Regions from separate parts of the Mus musculus genome. Here region 1 is linked to region 2. A link is a loop called in an ENCODE intact Hi-C map of the cell type or tissue named here. Cell type or tissue: left cerebral cortex. All regions are shown on one strand. Each heading gives the region's core, and the rest is flanking DNA. Links, peaks and the distances in the headings are about the cores only.

Region 1 (12,258 bases), core at 4,340-9,339, 150 kb before region 2:
GGTGGTACCAGTTTTTACACAGACTCTCCTTGAGGAATCAACATGCCTACAGGCCCAGCCAGCTAAGCTAGAGTCTGACTCTAAAGAGACAGACGCAAAACAGAGGCAGAGATGCCAGACTTCGTTCTGCTCTTAGTTACCTCACAAACCCCTTTGGTGTTTATTCATTCATTCGTTTGTTTGTTTGTTTGTTTTAGCGCAAACCAGCTTATAAGCATCTGTTTTAAGGGAAGTCACTAATGGTTTCACTGAGTGAGTAGAAATTAGGATGAACAATAAGACATAGGTGTTGGTATGAAGCTCAGGCTGTAGCCTGCTTCTCAAGGAGTCTGGCAGAAGGGACCTATGCTTAGGGAAGGGTCATGCATAGCTGGAACTTCCTGACACCATCATATTTGAGGGACTGCCTGGAAGCCTCTAACTACTGAATGTTGGAACCCAGACACAAAGCCAGAGTCTAGTCTCCTCCCCAGCTTCCCAGACTGTCTCCAAGTCAGAAGAGGCCAGCTCTGTAGTTCTAGCAAAGAGCCCTTAATCTGTGCAGTGCTGGGAGCACTTCCAGTGATTGATGTCTATCTGTAAAAACTGTGAGGATGCCGTGCTGATAAATCCTGCTCTCTAAAGCCATGAATGGCCAGAGAGGGCTGTTTGGTTCGCCCAGATGCATTTTAGGGACTTGAGTCCCCAGGAGTCACGAAGCAACTCAGACCCAGCATTCCATATGGGTCATAACTGCAGTTTCTGAGGACCAGAACCCAACTTGCTTTCTGGCACAACTCTTTGCTTTAAGCCCTGCTCACCACCCAGCTCTGCAGCTCCTCTTGTAGGAAGCCACAGGCTCCTGGTGTGCAGCCCATCTTTCGGCTTCAGTAAGGGAAGACAGCTTCGCTGGGATCTAAGGACACTTGTCTTTGTCAGATAATATGATCACTGTTGGTCAGCAACTCAACTTCACGTTGGAGCCTTACAGCCCTCTTGGTAGATGGGGGAAGTAGATTTGAGGACCATCTCTGTGACACAGAGGGAAAGGTCTCTGAGGTATCCCAGCTCTGTCTCCTTAGCTCAGCCATTCTTCATTCCAGTCCATTCTCAGATCCTCAGTGGGGACAGTACAAACCAACAATCCTTTATCTGCAGTGTCAATGCTAAAAGACACCAAAAAGCCAAAAGATTTCTTGTGACTCATGTGGCTCCCAACACTGTCTGGACTTATGTCATTTGGTGACAAAAACCTGACCCGAAATGACACCAGTCTATTTATGCTGTCAATCTTTCAAAATAGGAATATTTACCCAGTTGTTTTGTTTTGTTTTGTTTTGTTTTTGTTTTGTTTTGTTTTGTTTTACAAACATCAATGATTTGATTTTAGGTAAATTACCCCAAATCTTGTGGAGGAATTTTTCAAAGGCATAGAATATCCTGTATATACATCGCCTTATTTCCCTAAAATATTTAAGGTGCTCCATTCCAACAACAATGAAGGCCCAGAGTCTCAGAGATAGATTTGTGGATCTTTGTTGCTCCCCAATGGGGTGATCAGATCACGTATGTGCCTAGATCACATATGTACTCAGATCACATATGAGACTACTCCTTCCAGGAGAGGCGTGAAGCACAGCGATGCTGGTGCTGCTGTCATGAGCCTGCCTTAGCTGTACGTGGTATGTAACACACTGTCTTCCCAGGGCTCCAAAGCACTTTTTCCTCCATGTTTTTCAAAGCATCTTCTAGGTGTCACTAGTTACGCACAGTCCCCATGGGATGACCAGTTCCTAAAACAGTCTTGTTAGCTGGTCTAGTGCTCTCTTGCTCTAGCACACCCTCAGATGGTACCCTTCATTTTACATCAGTCGCCAGCCGGCCCAGCCTGCCTGCACTCCTTGTACCTCTTTCCTACACTCAGGAGCAAGGCAGCCTTACTTTTCTTGGCACTTGCATTTCACATACCATTCTTGACACTGGAGGAAGGGACCCTGTTGGTCCCTTACCCTCAGGGGTAGACCTGATTGAAGCCTTCCCTCCTGGCTACTGGGCAGAAGTCTGGAGACATCGCAGGAGCCCCTGACTTGTAGAGTCTCCAGCCCTCCTGAAGGCACCATATGAAGACCCTCTAGGCCTCTATCCCTTCCCATTTGGCTGTTGAGTAGAGAACAAGTCAGGAGAGAAGCTAAGCGCAAGAGCTCCCATCCAGAAAGGTAGCACTGCGGCCTAAGTAGAACACCCTACCAATGAGATAAGCCCCTGATTTTGTTCAAAAGATTCACATTGGTGGCTTTCAGATACCCTGAGGCCAGGCCTTATCCAAGATGGTGGTGGCTGTAGGCCACCAGGGCACGGGAGCCAGGGGCACAATATCAAAGAGCCACTTTTTGAGACCATAACCAAGCTACAATGAGGACTGGAAGACCTCTGACCCTTAGGAAAAAGTTTTTCCTCCCCTCTATTTGTATAAGTGCTCTCAGTTCAGGGTCAGGAGGTTCTCCGCGTCTCTCTGACAGGGGCTCTCACAGGGAGGGAAGACAGCCTGGGCTGTGACCGGAGGAGCCATGTCTTAGGAATTTTCCATGTAGGGTACAGCCTGGGTCCCTCTTGAGCCATAGACACTCTCAGTAATCTGGCCACCTCTCTGAGGGTGGCTTAAAAGGGCCCTGGTGGCATGACCCTTCTGTATCCTGTCCAGTCACTCAGAGGCTGGCTGACCCACTCACTACACAGACTGAATGTTCCACAAGGGAGTCTGGAACTGACTCAATGTCTGGGGTCCGTGAGAATGTGCCAGGTCATGAGGTCTGCTACCAGATGGCATCTGAGGAGTTCAAATGAGGAGATGGCACCTGTCATCTACACATCCACAGGCAGTGCTCTCTGAGAGGCAGCTTGGCAGGGCATGGAACCAACTAAATGCTCAAACCCATCTCACTGGACTGCATGCCCTGGGCTGGGGAGACAGGCCCTCTTCATTGTGATGGATGGATAAATGTCATGGTTAGTTTAACACTAACTTTAAATGAAGCTTAATTGATTGCATCACATTTACCCAGGAAGCCGTTGTTCTGGTTACTCTTCTTGACACTCCAAGAAGATGAGATTGTCATAGAAATCAGAGTGTCTATGTGGCCTGCCCTGAAGGGACACCATCCCCAACCCCTACTCCCTGGGCCACACATATCTGTGCCAGAAAGGCTATGCCTACCTTCCTGTCTCCAAGTACAGACTCGGAGTTCTTGTCCACATCACCACCCCAAGCTCTAGTGCCTTTCCAGATAATTCCTCTCCTCTGTCCATCACCATGGATCAAGTCTAACAGTAGAATGACACTCATAACCAACTGGGACAGTCAAGTTCTATCAGGATCCTTGTGCACCACACGTTCCTTCCACTTAGATACAGGCATTCTCACATGCCTAATTTTCTAGCCGGAGTTTAGAAGATAGATCCCCTTACACTATCAATTCATCAGTCCAGACCATGTTTCCCTTGCAGGGACCTCTTGCCGCGTGGGCACAGGGTGACAGCAAGATTCTTCAGATGGACTTAATGACCTTGGCCCTCAACAAGAGCAAATCAGAATGCTGGACATTTTCCTCCCCATGAGAGCTTCTACGTGTGAAAGGCAGGGATACCAGATGCTAGAGACACAATGGAATAGTACCAGGTAGATAGCTGGCTGGAGTAGCACTCGACTGGACCATGATACTGACATTGCTACCTCAAACTACACACCAGCAATAGTCAGTGCTTCAGGTATTGATTCCTCAGATCAATTGACACTGTGTCACATGCACTTGGCAGGTTCGATGTAACCTCCTGACCCATGAGTCACCCAACCTCGTGAGCCACCTTTGGTCATTTTTGCCACATGTTGGAGATGAAGCACAGGCTCTAGAACACAGCTCGAGTTCCAGTCCTGCCACAAGGCTCCCCGATGGTGTGATCCGGAGGGAGCTACTTCCTCTCTTTGCATCTCACCTAAGATGGAGAGAATAACAGTTTCAACTTGATGGAGGTGCTTTGAGGAGGGGTTGCTAAACAACCATTTATCTGGTTTAAAACCAAATTAGGAAGCCAGGTTTGGTAGTATGAGTCTATAAACCCAGTTCTGGAATACAAAGATGCTTGTGTAGGGGTATATGCGTGAGGCTCATTGGTCAGCCACATTAGCCGATACCTGCTCTGGGATCAGTGAAAGATTCTGTCTCAAAATAATAAGGTAAATACCAGGCATAGTGGTTGCATGCTGTTGGTCTCAGCACTTAGAAGGCAGAGGCAGCAAGATTTCTATGAGTTTGGGGCCAGTTTAGTTTACAGAGTGAGTGAGTTTCAGACCAGCCAGGGATACATAATGACACTCTGCCTCAAAAATAAATAAAAATAAAGTGGAAATCAATAGAACAGGACACCTGAAGTTGACTTCTGGCCTGTGTGTGTGTGTGTGTGTGTGTGTGTGTGTGTGTGTGTGTGTGTGAGTGTGTGTGAGTGTGTGAGTGTGCACGCACACACACACACACACACCCCTACATCATCATACACAAGCCCAAACCAAATTAGTGAGTGAGCATTTCTCTTTAATAGACACAAATATGTATACATTCAAAGCATCCAGATGTCTTTTAGTCTATGTCCCATGGTGGGCCTAAGAGATGCCAGGTGGATTTAACATGGCCAAGAATCCCTCCAAATGATGCTAGATTAGTGTGCCCCTTGTTGGGAGTCACCTCTCATTCCGGAAAAGGATAAAGGGAGCACATTGGGCTCTGAGGCCAGGACATCAGCACACAGGTACTCCAGGCAGGTAAGCCTGTGACAGCTAGAAGTGCAAGGAAGAGGTGACAGGGAAGAGAAGACCATACACAGAGCGCCTAAAAACCATGCAGAGCTGATGAAATTGACCCAAGCAATGCACTGCTGAGGCTGGCCTGCCCTTTTGGGTCTAGGGTGAGACAATCCCCAGCTATCAGTGGTGATGGCAATATTGCCCCACACTAATGAAGAAGACATGAATATCTATTTTGTACTCCTATGTATGTACCTAATGAAATCAAATTATTGCACTGTGTTATGTTAACCTAATTAAAACCTTTGCCTAGGAACTGCAGGAATTTTGTAGAAGTACAACATATTAAAGTTGTTCTAAAGTGCTGATTTCTGCCCATTTGGTAAAGCCTCTACCCCTTATCTTGGGTAGGCAAATACTCACAAAAAGCTTTGTTAAAGAATGACTCCCATGGCCATCTGACAAAGGTCATACTGTAGATCTTATTTGTTAAGGAAGAATTTGTTTTTATTACTACCTCCACATGTTTGTATGGGTTTTTTGTTTGGTTTGGTTTGGTTTGGTTTGGTTTGGTTTTGCTACCTATAAAACATCTACCAGAGTCAAATGCTTGATTCTGCTTTTGCTGACCCTACAAACATGTTTATGGCAGAAATTCCTTTTGGAGGATACAGGACTCAGAGATTACCTTCAGGTGGCCACACTGTTATCTAACCTCTAAAAGCTGTAAGAAATTATGGCTTGATGCTTTCCAAAGCATTAGCTTGGGTACCAACTTGTGTGAAAACAGAGCTCTGTTTCTCTGGTTGAATAGTTTTCTTTGCTGGTGAGAATTCCCGTGACATAATTTGGAGGCCCCAGCAAGATTCCAGCCACACCAACCCTCTGCACTGAGGAAACAGCAGCTCAGCCACACCAGAATGAAGGATTTCCAAGTGAAGATGCTAAGCATGTTCTGGCATTCCTCTGAGCAGGACTCTGACTCAGTACTTGACTCTTCTGACATCTGACCCCCATGACTAGACTCACTAGATAGAGGGGGACAAATTTGACAGAAAAAAACTTGCAGGATAAGGTAAGGCACTGAAGCCCAGAGTTCTGGTCAGGCCCACTCTTAGGGTAGAAGAGAACTTGTTCAGGTTTTATAAAACATGGTCACAGTCCCATTGATGTTTGTTACCTAGAAGACCCACTACATTAAAAACTTTATTCTCATAGAGAGTAATGTTGTCAGAGGGAAATGTTATACTTAGCTAACAGTCAGAAGACATGTGTTGCCTTATCATGGGGTGCCCTCACTGCCTGACATCCAAGTGTTGCTTGTACGTACACAGGACATTTGTATTCCCAAGCCTAGTAATACAATAGAGAGCCATATAGGGCTGGATGGCCCCTTTCAGATCCTAGGCTTATCAAATCCTAGCCTAGCAGGGTACAGCTGACTTTTCCTGCCTCTTGGGAAGGCCCGGCTGATTCCCATTCCAGGAGAGTGTATGAAAGCATTAGAAGAGCTGTCCAAAGTTGTACCTAGGCTGCTGGATTTGGGAATAGCACTGGGAGCAGGGACCGGTATTGGAAGATCAGCATCCTCTGGGATCTAGGATAAACAGGTGGCCACAAAAGTGATGTAAGACATGGGGCAGGTAGCCCAGTCGCTAGAGACAATAAGGGACCAGGTAGTCTCTCTTGCAGAAATACTCCTCCAGACTAGAAGAGGTTTAAATTTGCTGACCACCAAGAAGGGCAGACTCAGTACTTACAAATGAGGAACATTGTTACCATGCAAAAGGGTCTGGGAAAATAAGAAATGTAGTCAAACAACCGAAGAAAAGCAGAGCAAGAGGAAGGGAACTATTCTGTGTGCTAAGAAAACAATTATTTTAATTGCTACCTACAAATGATTGTATGGTTTTCATTGCTACAGAGAAAACATCTACCTGAAACATTTCCTTCTGCTCTTGCTGTGTAAAGGTGTCCAACTATGACAGACATTTCTTTTGGTAAACACGGGACGCGGAGACAACCCTGTCATCTGACCTCTGAAAGGTGTGAAAAATTATGGGATGCTGCTGGACTTTTCCAAAGCACTCGATTGGCTCCACCCAGTCTTTGTATAAATTAAAGTTCTGCCCCTCTGGTTGCATGGTTGTTTCTCTGCTGGCTGGAACTCCTATTGGGGGGACGAGGAGAATGCCAAGGCTTTGAAGCCCATAGAAGAATCCCATGGGATCCCAAAGGACTGAAGACACAGGAGCAAGCAGATGAGCAACAGAGGGCAGGTCAGATGGCCTGTGACTTTGGCTCATCATTCCACCCCTGGGCTGCTGAACTGCACTTGACCAAGTGGGCTTTCCTCCCAGAGGATGATGAGACAAAAAGCCAGTAAGGAAAAAGTCTTCTACTAGGCTGGCCCTGGACATGGCTGGTGTTTGTCCTGATACTGGTCTCTTTCTCAGTAGACTTGTCTGGACAAGGTACCAGCCAGGAGTGTTGGAAGGCCATTCAGAAAAACAGACTCATTGAAAAAGTCTGTGCTCTGGACTCTGTCCCAGTTCCAATACTGAAGGAGGTGCAGGCTTTACAAAGCACCGCCTTGCCACTAGAGGGGGCCTTCTCCTCATGTCTCCACTGACAACACTCACAGAAGAGCCCGATTTCAGAGGCTTCAAGACAATCTTGCTCTGTGTCCACATAATGGGACATATGTGGTAGATGGTCAATACGGATCTGTTTAGAGGGATTGGCTCCACAAACAACCCTTTCTTTATATAAGCCAGGAGCCTTCCACCCCACCGTGGACTTGATACCATTCACATATTGTTGATGCTTCCTTCTAGAACAGTGGTTCTCAACCTGTGGGTCATGACCCCTGGGGCGCGAGGGGGGGGGGGAGGGTTGAATGACCTTTTCACAGGAGTCACCAAAGACTATCAGAAAATACAGTATTAACGTTATGATTCATAACTGTAGCAAAACTAGTTCTGAAGTAGCAACAAGAAATAGTTTTATATGGTTGAGAGCTACCACAATATGCGGAACAATATGTATTAAAGAGTTGCAGCATTAGGAAGGTTGAGAACCACTGGTCTAGGACATGGAGGATCCCGTGGTTCTGCTCTCCAAAGAGTTCCTGCCCCAAATTCTCACTTATCAAGATTAAACATGAAAGCGACAGTGCCTAATCAGACCTCTTTTCCAACCATAGCAGGCCTTGGGATCTAGGAGAGATGGCTGGCAGCCTCAATTTATCTTCTGTTTCTCCCACAAAGACAACCCTAGACGGTGCAATGCAGTTTCCTGTTGATATCTTAGCTTCCCCAACCTATCCATCAATGGAGATGCTTTCTGGTTCTTCCCAGCATGGGTCTGGTGGTTGTTGTTGTTGTTTCAGGGATGCGTCATTGTCTCACAAGTGTCCCTCCAGTTTATTCCAGTCTCCCTCTACAGCACTTTGGCAAAATGAGAAAGCCATGATTTTTTTGAAATGGGCAAATCCTTTATCCCACAGTTGCCTGTCCAGGATGCTCTGCACCAGCCAGAGATCAAGGTTTAGCTGCCCTAGGACCCACCTATGAGGGTGACACTGCATTAGAGCAGACAGCATGGACGGATGATGTGGCATAGTGTGATCCACACAGTGATAGGAACATGGTCACAACATGAGTATAAGCCATCTAGGAAGGCAGAAGTGATAGACAGTATCCATGATCAGTCCATCTGGAGCCAACTCTAGGAGTACCACCAATGCGCCCATGGCATAAACAGTATAAGGTCAGAGACTTAGACACGTGTAAAGAAGGAACAACTTGTTAAGAAAGGAACAATTCCGTAAGGTTTTTAAAAGGACAGATTCTAAACACAGAGCATTTGAGTAAGTTTTTCCAGAGAGATAGAGGGTGATAGGATCAGTAATTGAACCCGGGCATCGCATTAGAGGGCAGCCGTGGGTGGATCAGATAGAAGACCTTTACATCAAGCTAAGCAACTTGAATTGTCTCCTGTCAAAGAGGCTCGTAAGGCTTTAACAGATGGAGCAGCCTCACATCCACACAACTTACCCTGTTCAAAAGCCATAAACTGCCAAAGCTAGAGTGAAGGTTTAGCAATAATTGTCATCCACAGTGGGCATGTCCAAAGCAAAGACAGCACATTTAAAGCTGCGTATGATTCAGGAAGAAAAAGACAACCTAACAGAAAAACAAGGAAGTGAAGCAACAGACACCACACACACACAACACACATACACACATACACACAAACCACACACACTACACACACACAAACCACACATACTACACACACACACACCACACACACACATACACACAAACCACACACATACTACACACACACATGCCACACACACAAACCACACACACTACACACACACATGCCACACACACACACATACACACAAACCACACACACCACACACACACAGACACTGATGTTAATGGAATGCAAATGGCCTCCAAACATAGGAAAAGTTTCCCAGCCAATTAAGCATTTAACGATTGAAATGACAGTGATACTATCTCTCATCAGACTGACAAAAGGAAAAGACGCAAGACCAGCACTGACATGGACTTGGTAGGAAGGTTTATGCAACCATTCTGGAAGGCAATTTGGAAATTTCTTTTAAAGTCTAACATGTGCCTGGTGTGAGGGAGCATTCGGGGTCCCGGCAGGAATATTCGCCTTGAGTTCAAGGCCAGTTTGGATTACTTGAGTTCTAAGCCAGCCCAACCTATGTCAGAGACCTGTCTTAAAGGAAATTAAAACTCTGGGTAAAGCAGGTGCACACTCCTTTGCTCCCAGCACTTGAGAGGCAGAGGCAGGTGGATCTCTGTGAGTTCGAGGCCAGCCTGGTCTACAGAGTGAGTTATAGGATGGACAGGGCTACAAGAATCATGTCTTAAAACAACAACAACCAAGAACAGCAACAAAAATACCCAACCAAACAAATAAAATTAAATAAAATAAATATTCACATCACTGGGAGAAACATCTTCACAAGAGAAGAAAGACATTCATTGCAACACTGTAACATCAAGAATCAGGAAAAACTCAGATCTATCTTCAAGTAGAAGTCAGTGGGAAATTAATACTATACTTTTTATTTTATCAAGAACAAAGAACACTATGGTATTGTTGGGGAGAGATGGATCATCAGTTAAAAGTACTGCCTGTTCTTCTAGAGGTCTTGAGTTCAATTCCCAGCAACCACACAGTGGCTCACAACCATTTATACTGATATTTGATGCCCTCTTCTGGCATGCAGGTGTATATTCAGATAGAGTACATAGAGTATATATATGATATAATAATTCCTTAAAACAAACAAAAAACACCATAGTATAATAGCAGCTAAGAAAAAACTTAGTACCATAGAGATAACTGAACAGTTGCAAGCACTTCCTGCTGCTGTGGAGGACCAAGGTTCTGTGCCAGCATCTACATGACAGTTCACAACATCTGCAACTCCAGTTCCAGGGGGTCTGGTGCCCTCTGCTGACGAGTGCATGTGCGTGGCATGCATGTGGTACACAAACTTGCATGCAAGCAAGAAACCCACATACATAAAAATCAATAAACCTTTAAAGAAAAGAAGAACCATAACTCTCTTTGTATGAGCTAACATGGACTTATTGTTAAGTAGAAAATGAGAGAGCCCCAGAATGACACATATATAGCAAGACACATTAAAATACACTTAACTAAACACAGTGCTGTTTGTTAAATTTTATATGAGCTCATAGCTATGCATAGAAAGCTTTAGAAGGGGCTTGGAAATATACATAAAAATGGTAATGGTGGCAGGGACTAAACATCTATCTAACACCATGATTTCCATTAGCAGAATGTATTTTCATTTCAATAAACGTAGAGCTGAATTTGAAGCCCACTCACACACCAGCTCCCATGCAGCACTGTGGCCAATCCCTCATGAACAGACAGAGCCTGCCTGAGGCGCTCTCAGGCTGGCGTGAGCAGGGCTCCAACAGAGTTGTGGCATACTCCTGAAATACAGGCACTTGGGAAGCTGAGGCAGGAGGATTTTGAGAGTTCCAGGCCAACAAAAGAAGACAATAACAACAAACTTGCTGGCTTTCCAGTGGGCAGAGTGAGCCGCTGTGGTTGGTTAGAGAAGGTCTGGAAACAGGAAGACTGGGAGGCCGTGTACCAGGAGAAGAAGCAAGACCCAGGTAGCAAGTGGTGTGTGGGGCTCTGTGACCAAGCTGGGAACTTGCCTATAGTTTGGTGCAGTGCAATTTGGTGCAGTGTGGGTGTGCATTGGCCAGTGAGGAGGGGGCCCAGTTGAGAACTGTTGAGCGCCCCAGTCTTGGGGAAGGTGGAGAGTCTGGTGCAGTGTGCAACCTTCCTAACATTGCTTGTCCTTTAACACAGTCCCTCTCATTGTGGTGACCCCCAACCATAAAACTATCTTAGTTGCTACTCCATAGCTGTAATTTTGCAACTGTTATGAATCTGCGGTTTTTGACAGTCATTCAATTTCCCCAAAGGAGGTGTGACCCACAGGTTGAGAACCACTGGTCTGTGGCAAATCTTGGAGAGGGAAATGAACCTCAAGAAGTCATTGAATTGAAGTGCAAAAGAAACCTGAGGGCTAAAGTCACAGTGATCTGGGGCCAGGCTTTCTATCAGAATGCATGTGAGGTATCTGCTACTCAAAAGGCCGCTCATTGGCCAGGCCCTTTCTCTGGAAGCTGTAGAGAGCAGATCAGGGCCCACTTACTGGTACAGAAGACACTGTCTTTACCCTTCTGTACCTACTCCATTGTCCGAGTCTGGGCATTCAGGATGGGCTGGCCAAGGGCAGCAAGGCAGACACATAGTCCTCTGGCTTCCAGCCATCAGACTTTTCCGGGAATGGCTGACGTGGGCCACTCTGTTCTTTTGAATCTGAGCCTATGTAGCAGTAGAGGCCTAATTAATTAAGTAATGCTGAAGCCTTGGGACTCTCCCAAAGGCAGCACACAGGGGAGGGGTTGGTGAGGCCTGAGAACGTTCTACCCCACCCCCATCCCCAGTGCTGGAATCCAGAGGCTCCTGAGTGTCATTGGAACTAAAGCCTGCACTTAAGTGCTTCCACAGAGACAAAGAAATCATAAATCAAGAGCGGGCAACCCCGCCCACGCACTGCTAACCACCACGCCAACCTGCTTCTCCAGACACCCAGGCAGTTTGCAGCTCAGAAATGAAGCCAGAATAGGCTGATCTCTCCCTCCACAGCAGCACCTACAGACCCATGACCCCAAGAAGGCACTGCTGCAGAATGGCTGCTCCCACCCTCTCTCCAGACTCCCCCACCCCAGAACTTCACACTCTCTACCCACTCCCCACAGCACTGATTCATAATGGAGCAGGTTTTTGGTTTATCAGACTAAGGCCACGGTGTGGCCACTGAATAAAATGAGAAGAAAGGTTGTCATCCAAAACCCACCACCCACTCTGAAGCTGTT
Region 2 (12,258 bases), core at 3,457-8,456:
ATGCCACGTTTCCCTTGTCAACTGCCTTCTGCCACTGGTTCCCACAGAGATCCTCAATAGTTGCACCTGTTACAGCATCAATACCAGTGCAGGCCTCCAATTAGTCCTGTTCAGCTGAGAGAACATGGACCATCACCAAGACACACTGCCAACCACCGGGCCCAGCCTAGGGAACCCGGTGTGAGAGAGCCTAGGCCTCCAGAATGAGCAGCTGGTGGGGGAGCTGTGTCTAGTAAATTATTAATTCATTCCATCTTCACTAATGAAGCTCCTGCTGCAAACAGTCCCCGTTTCTTGGAATGCCCGGACTAGAGAGCGGTTATCAAGCGTCGGAGTGCTCCTCTGTCACTGAAGGCTAAACGCAACCTACTAAGTGCCCCTCTAGGTACTTAGGCCATCATGTGCAAGATGACAACAGTGCCGAGAAACAGACAAGCCAACAAAACAATACACTCAAAAGCTCTAAATGGCACGTGACAAAGGCTGGTTATCAGTGGAGGTGTCATTATGGCTCAGACACCCTGCGCCCCGCCCCGCCCCCAATCCTCCATCTCTCTCACCTGGTAGGCCCGGATCAGGGACTGGACTGCCAAGTGGTCTTCCACCAGCTTGCTGGTCTTGGTGCAGCTTGACACTGATGTCCTGCTTTCTTGGAGAACAGCTGGGAGCTGCGGCTGAGCAGGACCCACAGAGGCCTCCTTACTTGCTCTCTGAAAAAAGCTGTCCCAGGACTAGGTAGGGAAGGAGAAAGAACCCAGCTGGGTCAGGTCGTGAAGAGCTGGGATCCCTAAAGCATTCAGTGTTCTTGGCACCACAATGCTCAGGGACTTTGCAGAGCCTCCATTCAGGGAACCTCTCTACTAGCCCAGGTCCCTTACACACCCCAGCTTTCCTCAGGATGTGGGTTCAGTTATACCAGGAACATCTGCCCACATATGTTAGAAAATTCTTTCTACAGCCAGCTGTGTGCACAGACACAAGTATACTCTGCAGCACTCTTCACAGCAATCAAGAGAAGATGTGAACCAGAAGTCTGTTACTGGGGACAGGTGACATCCATGTGATAGAATACTTCGTAGGCAGGAACAAACAAACAAACAATGGGGCTCTTCTTGTACTGACATGGAAAGAGCTGAGATCATCAAATGAAAGCCAAAAACAAAACCAAAAAAAACAACCCAGCCAGGATCATTCCTTGTCACGCTGATGGAAAAGGGGGGAAATTCTGTTGTGTTTGCAAACATTTACAGAGAAAAAATCTCAGAAAGAGAAGAAACTAACAGACAAACCCTGTGGCGGGCTAAGAGGGACCTCTTGACTTTTCATGCTGCTTGCGTCTGGATCACATGACTTTTGCTCTTTCTCCCATCTCACTTCTTAGATATCAAGGCATATTAGCTTATCAGATGACACATCTATATGCATTTATTTCTTAATCTCATGCCAGGAGCTATCTGGAGAGAGTTAGCATAACCAGGCAGGGCAGGTCTCTGGCATATCAAGCAGGAGCTCTCTATGGTCCATCAAGTGGGATGGACTCACACACTTTCATCATCAGTAAGAAAGCAAGAAGCCTCTCCCTTCTCCCCCACACAATACACAGAGACTGAGGTCATGGCTGGTTCTCACAATCCCTCATCCTCCCATCCTCCCATCCTCCCATTCACCCCTGCAGCTTCCTTCCCATAAAATGCAGAATGCAGGTGCCAACCTTGTGAACGCTCTGTGGGTTTTCCAACCAGGCAAAGTACATCTCTTCCACATAACTGGAGCTGACTCCGCTTCTGCTCCTCGGGATGGTCGTTGGTGGTCCAGAAGACCTCCTGCACCCACTGAACACCGGGATAGCCCGTGTGGCCAGGAGCTTGGTGGCCCGTGGCCCCAGCCGGAATGGCAGCAGCCTCAGCTGGCTCATCCTGAACACGGACAAAGAGAAAGAGAGAAAGAAACACAAATCACAGAACCCAGTCAAGAGGAAGCTCGGATATGTCCGAGTTCACTCCTAACCCCTATGGTCCCATGGAAAGGTGGCCTCAGACTAAGCCAAGGTGAGACACAGGGGACACACTCCTATCTCATTGAGCTTCATTTCCAAGCAAGAGGTCTCAGCTCAGTAACCTTCTCCCAAGGACTCCGAAACCCAGTGCCCCTACCCTTCCGTCCAGCTCCCCTATACACAACCCTGCTTCAGGGGGAACCTAGCTCAGGCCCTGGAGCCCACTCAGAAGATCATGGCAGTAACCAAAAAAAAAAAAGGATGGGCACATAGCCTATCACCCTGGAAATGGGGCGGGGGTCCTCCAGGCGCTGAGTTGGCTGTACATGGTCAGAAAAGGCAGGGAAGGGCGTTGAGGAGCAAAGGCTCAGAAAGATGATGTGCTGGCTAGTTTTGTGTCAACTTGACACAGCTGGAGTTATCACAGAGAAAGGAGCTTCAGTTGAGGAAATGCCTCCATGAGATACAACTGTAAGGCATTTTCTCAATTAGTGATCAAGGGGGAAAGGCCCCTTGTGGGTGGTGCCATCTCTGGGCTGGTAGTCTTGAGTTCTATAAGAGAGCAGGCTGAGCAAGCCAGGGGAAGCAAGCCAGTAAAGAACATCCCTCCATGGCTTCTGCATCAGCTCCTGCTTCCTGCCCTGCTTGAGTTCCAGTCCTGACATCCTTTGGTGATCAATAGCAATGTGGAAAGTGTAAGCTGAATAAACCCTTTCCTCCCCAACTGCTTCTTGGTCATGATGTTTGTGCAGGAATAGAAACCCTGACTAAGACAGATGAGAAAGGACAAGACCCACTATCCCTGGAGTCTCTGATCACTGGCCAGAAGTGACTGGTGACTCATTAGGAGTGCAATACTAAGTCAGGGTATCCCTCCTCCTGGGCAAAGCCAGAGGTCAGGAACCCAGACTCAACCTTAGCCCCACTTCACAGAAGTGAGGACTGAGGCTCCCTGTGGTGGAAAGAGAACTGAAGCCAGCCCAGTGGTAGATCCCTGCTACAGCTGCCTTCTGTGGTTCCCAAAAGCGACCTAGAACTCACACTCTGGACAAACGCCACCCAAGGTCGCTGTCATCCCAGGGTACTTACAGGTCGGGGCCACCCAGGTCAGGAAAACAGAATACTGGGTTCTCTTCACTTGTTAAATTACCTGCCCCTTCCCAAGGAAGAAACCTAAATAGTGGGCAGGCTTTCAATGGGCCTCTCCCCAAAACCCCCCCAGGAGTTTTAAAGGTCTCCTCTACTTGTAGAGAACTACCAGGCTCCCTGCTCAGACCTACTGAGCCCCCTGCTGTCCCAGGGTCCTACCACCACAAGTAAAGTGGGACCTCTGTTGTCCTTCCTTTCCCCATGGCTTTGAGTGGGCGGTCCTCTCCTGTCCCATCCAGTCCAGCCCCAGCCTCCACGGGGTAGATCCTCCAGGAAGCAGATCCTTCCTACTGAAGACTGAGTAGTGTTCTTCTGCCTGGGGAGTCCACGCTTCAGTATAGAGTGCAGCCCTAGAACTACCCATCAGAGTCCATGGCCCTTATACAACTCCCTGACCCAGGACACTTACAGTCTAGGGTATGTGGTCTTGGTTAGAACTAGTTCCGAGTCAATGTGTGTCCAGCCAACTGTCCACCAGCTGCATCCCTCCACCCTACCCCTGCCACCAGCTAAACCAAGTCAGGATGCCACTGGCTGGAGTTCTTGCAAAGGTTCAAGTCCACCAAAGGGCAGGCATGGCTCTTCTAGGCTGCCTCCCCTCACCCTTGCAAACTCACTTGAGCTGAAGGGGCAGGTGAGTTCCTCAGCCAAGGAATGGTGATTTCCTGAGGTGACCTGTGGCAAGTCTGAATTAGAAGAAAATTAATAACTAGAAAAGACATTCTAGAGGGGGGTGTGGCAGAACTCTGAACCTCAGGTGCCCCAGGATTCCCTTCTAACATTCCAACCCCTGAGCTAATGTAGCCAGGTCCCTTAGTGAGCCACTTGGGGCTGGGTCTCCTGGAGCAGCAGTAAGTTTCCAAAGGTTCAGCATGGGCCCTAGGGTCAAATGTGGAACAACCATGGGGGATCAGCATCCGCATTCCACACAGTAAGGGTACACAGTCAGGAGCACAGAGGCGAGCACTGAACTGGAGAGTGACCCGCTGTCTGTTCCAGGGCCTGTGTCTTCCTCATGGCCGCTTAATATCTCCTTGGGACAATGCCCCAACTGCTCCTTCTGCCAGCTTTACCCCCACAAGGTGATAGGACAATCCAGGCCAGATAGGGACAAGGCCTGGCTATATCCAGCCTGGCCCAGTGTTGGAACACTGTGTTTTACAAATACAGAACGCTCTGGGCAGCCAGATACTGCTATGGCCTTCACCCAACCCGGCAGGAGATGCCAGCCATTCCTACCCCCATGCCAGCTGGGCTTGAGGACCCCAGAGCTTTGCTGAGCTCCAAATCTATAGCCAAGGCCCTAATTAACCCTGTTAGGTCCTGCTCATACAGGGCAGGATGGCGGCAAGCACACCCTAAAACGTGCCCTGTGCAAGTTTCTAGTGGGAAGATCTTGGGGGCATCCTTTTTGGAACAATGTCATCCAGTCAGAACCAGGGCAGGCAACTTAATACTAAGTCTCCTGCAGTGGTGCACAGGGGAGGGCTGCTCTGTAAACTGCCCTTGGGAAAATCAGTTAGTAGAGGTCAGAGTAGGGAGGCCCCCTTCCCTCCAAACCCTGAAGCAGCACGCAGTAGCAGAGTCTTTCTACCTGTCTTGTACTAGAAACTGAACTCACTGCCTGACTGGAAAATGTAGAACTCCAAAGAGCTAGGCAGAAGGGTGTGATGGGGGTCGGGGTGCAAGCTTACTTTCTTGACAGGGAGGAAGGAAGGGCCAAACTAAAGCCCAGAACTGGGGTGTGTACAAAGATGGGTAAGGTCTGTTGAAGGTTACTGGTGGATGGAGAGGAAATACACAGATTGGCTTGGGATTGGAGCCCGTAGGGCTGGGGGTTTCAGCGCTGGGTCTTTGCAGAGCATGGTCCTTAGGGTCAATCAGATAAGTCCTCTTAGGGCTCATCCTGAGTGCGGGAGGATGGCTGAGACCTCAAACTACTTGACCTAGATATCTGGTCGGCCTCCATTTCCTCAAGTGGGAGCACAGACCGCAGTTAAAAACAAGTATAGGGCCTGTCCTGGGACTTCGAAGCTGCTTGCATGTCCCGCCAGATGCAACCCTGGAACCTCTTCAATCTCAGTGCTGTTCTGGGCAGCCCCCCTCTCCTTGGAAGAGTACCAGGCAGGCTCCTCTCCAGGCCACTACGGCAAACAGTGGGGGGGGGGGGGGGGCTGCAGCCTTCCGGCCTGAAGCCCCACTATTGGCAAGTCACTCCTTCCCACGAAATCTGCATTCACCTGCTGACAAGCACAAAGGACCGGGGGTCCTAAGGAACGCTGCACTTAGTCTAGGGAGAGACCAAGGTCAAGTTCCCGTTCCCCACACCCCACCCCACCCCCTCCCCAAGGGCCTGGCTGAGGTTAGTGGGCAGCGCTGCCCCAGGACCTAGGATCGAGTTGCAGAGGGTTCAGCTCGCAGGAACGGGGGTCGCGCCGCCGCTCTCACCGGCTGGCCGAGGTTCCGGGCCACGCGGTCCGGGGGGCTGAAGGTCCGGGGACTGAGCGGAGGGTCACGAGCAGCGCGCTGTATCAATTACCTAGGTCACGTGACACGGCCGCCGTGAGCGCGCACCCTCGGGATTCCGCGCGTCGTGACGTCTCGGTAGACGCCCCGCCCTGTCTGCGGCCCTCGCTGTCCGAGGTGCTGACCTCCCAGATCCAAGACCTCATGTGGCCCCCAAAGAGCCAGGTGCTTCCAGATGGCCAGCAGGAGCCCAGGTCTGCCCTGTCTGAGTGACTGGAGACAGTGCTGGACCCATGAACCCCAGAGTCCTCGACCTGAAACTAAGAGGAACGTACCAGAATAAAGCAGACTTGTATGTGTGTATGGGGGAAAGATAGATTCCTCTCTATCACCCATAAAATGGGAATGCTATTAAAAGTTCTGCTGTCTTCCAGCTGTTTTGAAGAAAGGATGAAGCAGTTTATGAAAAAATGCTTAGTGCCCTACCAATTCACTTTCCAAGGGATTGTGGCCTGGTTTCCCTCTCCTCAGAGAATCATTGCCACAGACAATCTAACAAAGAATATACATTGACAGAACCTGTGGAAATTTAATCTGCACTTTTATTATTAGTGATTTGCCAACTTATGTTATTGGTCAGTTTGGAGTTTTTCTGATGTGTTCCTGCCTTTTTCTTTTCTGTATTGGGCTCTGTTTCATTTCTAAGCAAATGCAGGATACACCCGTGGCTGGAAATGCTATCAGCAGTCCTTCACAGGATTACTGTAACAGCCCCTAACTGGCTTCTGTGTTTGCATCCCTTAATCCTGACCCAGCAGAGCAGCTAGGGACTTCCTGTGGAGCACAGCTTCATGTCACAGTTTGTACAATCATCTTTCTACGTAGCTGTTTAAGATCCACTGATCCTAAGCAAACTGTGGATAATTGACCTTGTGGTTTTTTGAGTGTTCCATCTGAAGGCTCCTATATCACATAAAACCATAATCAAATGACGTTTTATGTTTGTCTCTTGACAACCTGTCCTTGATTTACAGGAGTCTGGGCCAGCATCCTTTGTGAGAAGCAGGAAAGGAATCACCCCTTTCCCTTCCCTTCAAGGTAATAAATACCTGTAATTCCAGTACCATGAAGGCTAAGGCAGGATAGTTAAGAGTTCAAGGCCAGGCTGAAATACATATTGAGAACCTGTCTCAAAACAACTCCCAGATTCTGTCCAGGAGACTCTAGGCAGCTATGAATGTCCAAGGTTGCATTTTTGAACTCCTTTTCTGGCAAGTGTGGGGGAAATGGAGGGTAAAATGTGAAAGTGTGCGTTGTCTTGAGTGGGGGGACAATCAAGCACTGCTAGAGAAGAAGCCGGGACAGATCTGATAGTGAGTTGGAAGCCAGTCTGGGAGATCAGTGGCTTGCGGGGTGTTTGGTAGGGTGTGAGTAACATGCATTTCTGGCTTTCTTGACTGGAGTTCATTGAGTAGGAAGCAGGTAAGCCGTGTTGAGAGGCACATCAGAGAAGTTTACAACTGAGAGTCAATCATGAATGAATGACCCAAGAAGGTAAGTTAACCTGTGTCCACAGGCAGGGCAACGGCCTAGCCAATCAGAAGGCTTCAGAACTTTCTGTTTGTTTATAGCCCTTTGCAAAGCTCTAAGTGGGACAAAGAGATGGATCCACATCCTGGAGGGAAGGTGAGTCACTCATAGAATGGGATGGGGAAGAGACTGCCAAGGACAGGAACCTCTGCCTGGGAAGCCTGCTGGTAGATCAGCCTTCTCTTCTGATTGTTGTTCTGCTAATTACAGCAATTGAAGCAATTATTCGGGTGCAATCAAGACTCTCATAAGGTGGCTGCCATTCTTAGGAGCCTGGGAGGACTTAAGGCAGGGACTGGAGCTCTGCAAAAATCTTGGCAGCAGAGACCTGTCTTTGCTTCCTCGGGTGTGGGATACAGACACATATGTTTACTCATTCTGATAGTATGGACTAGTTCATTGAGAAATATGAAGCATATAGTGGTAAAGTCCCACATCAATTAGGACTCAAGAAAATGCCCCACCGACATGCCATGCCCACAGCCTTATCTGATGAAGGCAATTTCTCGATTGAGGGTTCCACTTGCCAGAGGACTCTAGTTTGTACCAAGTTGGCAAACACAACGTGTTAAGGTTTACACTGTGTCCCTGCTTCCAAATTTGTAATATGAAGTCCTAACCCCAGGTACCTCAGAATGTCACTACCTTTAGAGATCAGTATTTAAGAGGAAATTGTGTTAAAGCGTGGGCATTGCAATGGCTCTAATCAAGTAGGACTAGTATAAATATATCCGTATAAGTAGAGGAAATTCAGGCACAGACACTGAAGTGGAAATTGCTGGTTTCTTTGGAGACTCAGTTGTATCATGTGATGTTTTCCTGGAAACTGTCTTATGATAGGATGTTTTTGCTGAAGCAGACATGTGGGAGGATGTTTTGCTGAGAACAGACACATGGTGCTTTCCTGGAAGCTGCCTGGGAAAAGGGCATGTGATGTTCTGCTAGAGTGGACACTTGAGGGAATAAGTGGTGTTTGGAAATGGTACAAATATAGCCCAACAAACAATGGACAATGGCAATGACGACTACAACAACAACGATGACAACGATAACAATGAAGCTGTATTGGTTTGCCTTGCCACCCTTTGCTGATCATTGTTTTGTTTGTTGTGATTTTTAGAGAGAAATGCACAAAAGAAGTTCTAGTGGTGTTCCTGAGGCTGCAGCTTCTTGGACTCTGGCTGATTGGCAGAATCTCTCAATTTCTTCTAGATGGAATTGCCATTGCTGATTCATGAATAGTGTTTGTGAGTGGCTTGAACTACCACTGCTGATTCATGTGAATTGAACTGCTGATATCCCGACAACACAGATTGGATTCGCCCGAAAGAACAATTTCAAAATGGGTCCATATCCTCCTTTGCCCTGTTAACCTTTCCTTTCCACTCCCCTGGTGGGTGGGTGGGCTAGAAGGGAGGTTAAAGCATTTAAGTGTACGTATTAAAGTAGGTTTTGAAAAATAGAAGCCTACAGACACAGAGAGGGTAAAGCATGTGAGACAGAAGAGAAAGATAACATCTGCCAGTGGAGAAGAAAGGCCTTGGGAGAACAGCCTTGCATTGCCTTGAAGATGGTGAAGACAGGAGTGTGGCCTGCTGGTACAACCTGCCTAGGACATTTGTCAGCGGAGCACACCAGTGTGAGGTCGTATGCAACCTCTGCTGCCCGACTTGAGCCCCACTTAGGATGTGATTTCCTCTCTGTCCCTGCTTCCCCTTTCTTCCTGATTACTGGGTCTGCATGCAGGGTCACTCCCAAGAAGAATAGGGCAGCCCCCATCACACAGACAGTTTCTGTGCATTCTCTCTCCCGCTCTTCCACCAGCCCATTAGCTTACCATTGTGAAGAGGCGTGGCGAAGGAACAGGTCACCACTCAGAAGCAAATGCTATGGGCTCTTTTTTTTTGGACTAATTTTTGTCTTCATCTTTATTTTTTTAGAAAGTTCAAAGACAATTTCATTTGAATTTAAAAGAAAAACACCCAAGGCCGCTGAGCAGTAGCTCTCAGCAGCTACGCCAAGGAGGAGAATGAGAGAGAGAGAGAGAGAGAGAGAGAGAGAGAGAGAGAGAGAGAGAGAGAGAGAGAGAGAGAAGTGGAAGGGGAAAGCCATGCCACGTGAGCTGGTGTGGAGGTCAGACACAAGGTGCACAAGTAGACAGGTGGTGGTGGTGGTGGTGCTGTCTTTATTGCCTAAAGATGTGGCCAGCAACTGAAAGAGACAGAAAAAAAAAAAAAAGAGGGAAGGAAAGTTGACCCCTCCTAAGTCAGGGAAGGTGACAGACCCAGCTGAATTTCACAGTGGCTGTGCTCTGGGGACAAGCTGGAGGGGGTATTCTAGAAAGCAAAAGCACAGTTTCTCAGTGTGGTGCCTTGAATATGATTGGCCCAGGGGAAGCGGCACCATTAGGAGGTGTGGCCTTATTGGAGGAGGTGTGGCCTTGTTAGAGGAAGTGTGTCACTGTGGGGGCGGGCTTTGAGGGCTTCTGAACTCAAGCTCTGCCCAGTGGGAAAAGAGAGAGCCAGTCTTCTCCTGTTTGCTTTCCGAACAAGATGTAAAACCCTCAGCTCCTCCAACGCCATGCCTCCCATCATGATGATAATGGACTGAACCTCAGAACCAGTAAGCCAGTCCCAATTAAATGTTGCTCTTTGCCTTGATTGTGGTGTCTCTTTACAGCAATGGAAACCCTAACTATGACACTCAGTAAACAAAAATATCCCACGTCTTTCTTTAGCATGACTTAATGTGAGCTCACTTTCCTAGGGGTGGTCCCCTTGTCAGGTGGTTAACTTGGCCTAACGAGAATGTTAGGTGTCCACTCAGGCCAGCGATTCTATTCTATTGACCTGATGGAGTTTTTCCTTAAAGGGCATTTATTGGTGCCCTAACATTCCCTCATTGGGAGAGTAACCTTTAAATCATTCAGGATCCAGATCAGGAATCAGAGCCCCAAACACTTGGGCCATCGCTGGCCTCTGACTCACTTTTCTTTTTTAAGTATCATTTATGTAAAGAGTAGAAATACTTTTCATAACATAAAGCAATTTCTGATACTATTAAATATTCAGTAGCCATGATTTTAATGATTGAGCATGTATCATTGTATAAACCGTTCCTTTAGTGCAGATTGCTACCGTGCATCCCACTGTGATCAGAAGTCAGTTTGCTTGCTTTATCACTTCCTTGACTCCCATTCCCAACCCGATGCCAGGTCACCTACAGGACACTGTGCAGGGTTCAGTATTTTAAATCTTTGCTCTATCTAAGAGTCAGGACACTGACACAGTGAGCTGAGCTCTGGACTGAGCTGGCCCAGGACTGGGGTTACTGGATCCACGTCACCTCCAACTGCTGCCGTTCAAGAATAGCCTATACAAACAATCCTGGAATAAGATGGGACATGTTGAGTGTGTTTGAGGCCTGCAGAGGCCTTTCTTCTACCTCAGGTGAGCTCTAACTCGGGAGCTACGGTGCTAGATGCTCATGGACTCACAAGATTTCCCTTGAGTTAGTAGATTCTGTGATCTTCCCTCATACATTCAAATGGAACTCATGGACCCTTTGGGTTATTCCATAGTCCCCTGATACCTAGCTGACCTTGGAGGGCAAAGGTCAAAATAATGTCCCTTTTAGTCCCTCTGTCCACATTAGTACAGGCTTCTGGGGGTTGTTATTGAACATTCATGTCAGTTATACCCTATATAGTTATACTTTATATAAATGTATAGTTATACCTGTCTGGCACTTTTAGAACTATATAACATTTAGATAAAGGTTGAACAAAAACCATATACTTCTAAATAAATCTCAATTTTGTTAAGATTCATTTTTTATGTAGTTTTACTTTGGTTAAATTGACCTATACCTCCTGTCTTTTAAGATAGTTGTGGGTTGGAGAGCAGGGTGGGGAAGGGTAATAGGGGGCTTTGGGGATAACATTTGAAATGTAAATGAAGAAAATATCTAATAAAAAAAAAAGATAGTTGTGACAAATGTTGCCATGACCAGAATAAATAATAATAAAGTACCATTAACTGAAATAGAACTTCACTTGAACTTTGACCTTAGACATTTTAGTAACCTTTAATCATCATACATGTATCATCTCTAAGTCTTATCTTTTACATACCTTATGTAGCTTAGACCTTCTGGGACTTATTTGCGCTTTATTCAAAGTTTAAAAGATATTTACTGTGTGTGTGTGTGTGTGTGTGTGCACATAGGGGCATGTACATGTGAATGTCACATGTGTGCAAGTGTCCAGGGAGGCCAGAAGAGTGAATCAGATCCTCCGGAGTGGACACCAAACTTATGTCCTCTGCAAGAGAAAGACGTGTTCCTAACCACTGAGCCTCCTCTCCAGTCCCTTGTTTCTGGTTTCTAACAGTTTCTATGTCTTTTTAATTTTGGAAAAGTCTAGCCCTCTTAATTTCAGGCCAAAGATATCTTTATTTCTACATCCTTTCATCATTTACTTCTTGTATTTGTTGGTTCCTTTTTATTTTCCTAACATCACGAGGCACGGTCAATACTAACCAACAGACATGCCATTTTACTGGAAACAAGTTAAATCAAAATCACACAGATAGCATAATGTAATAAAATTAGATTACCTGTATACATATGTAAAACTGTGAAGCTTAAGAAGTTCCAGAGCAAATCTCATCAAGAAAAAGATAGCCAAAAGTCACCTTAGGTTCAGTACAATCTAGAAAATGATCTACCACAAACATGCCTTTGGCTTTGAATGAGTTAGTTTATTAAGTACATGGGAAACGAGTGGCGGGTAGCCAGGGAAACATCTTTAAATCCACGTGCATAACAGTCAGCAGAAATCAGAAAGCCCCATTGAACCACAATTACAGTCACAGCCAAGTGAGCACTGCCTGATGCCTTGGGAACGGGGACAACGTATTGACAAGAAGTAAAGAATAGTTTCTTTCCCAGAATCTGGAAAGGGAGGAGCAATTGATTTTGAAGTCTCTCCTCAGCAATCTTTAATTTTTTTAGGGTCATGAGCGAGTAACTGCTAGCACCCGTAATCAAGAAGGATC

The links. A loop is a pair of places that touch in the nucleus more often than their neighbours do. Peaks named below come from ENCODE experiments on the same cell type or tissue, not always from the same donor. Only the 100,000 strongest peaks of a DNase experiment are listed, where the experiment ranks them.
Region 1: a loop joins it to region 2, with 3 times the contacts of the local background. A loop is called at or near these places in 19 of 42 quality-filtered maps.

Annotation. Positions count from the first base shown.
Region 1 is chr14:32,468,313-32,480,570 of GRCm38, reverse strand. No RefSeq gene overlaps it. Among named protein-coding and RNA genes, the nearest start is that of Chat, 8.5 kb to the right of the region's middle. In left cerebral cortex, for the core only: a CTCF peak has its summit at 7,364 (motif pointing right); a DNase peak (open chromatin) is centred at 7,375.
Region 2 is chr14:32,315,452-32,327,709 of GRCm38, reverse strand. It overlaps Ogdhl (oxoglutarate dehydrogenase-like), which reads right to left and starts at 5,691. Exons shown (of 24, transcript NM_001081130.2): 1 at 5,594-5,691; 2 at 3,763-3,831; 3 at 1,712-1,916; 4 at 561-731. The coding sequence starts at 1,915. In left cerebral cortex, for the core only: no CTCF peak of the experiment used is centred there; DNase peaks (open chromatin) are centred at 4,333, 5,111 and 5,735; H3K4me3 peaks cover 1,307 bases; H3K27ac peaks cover 1,849 bases.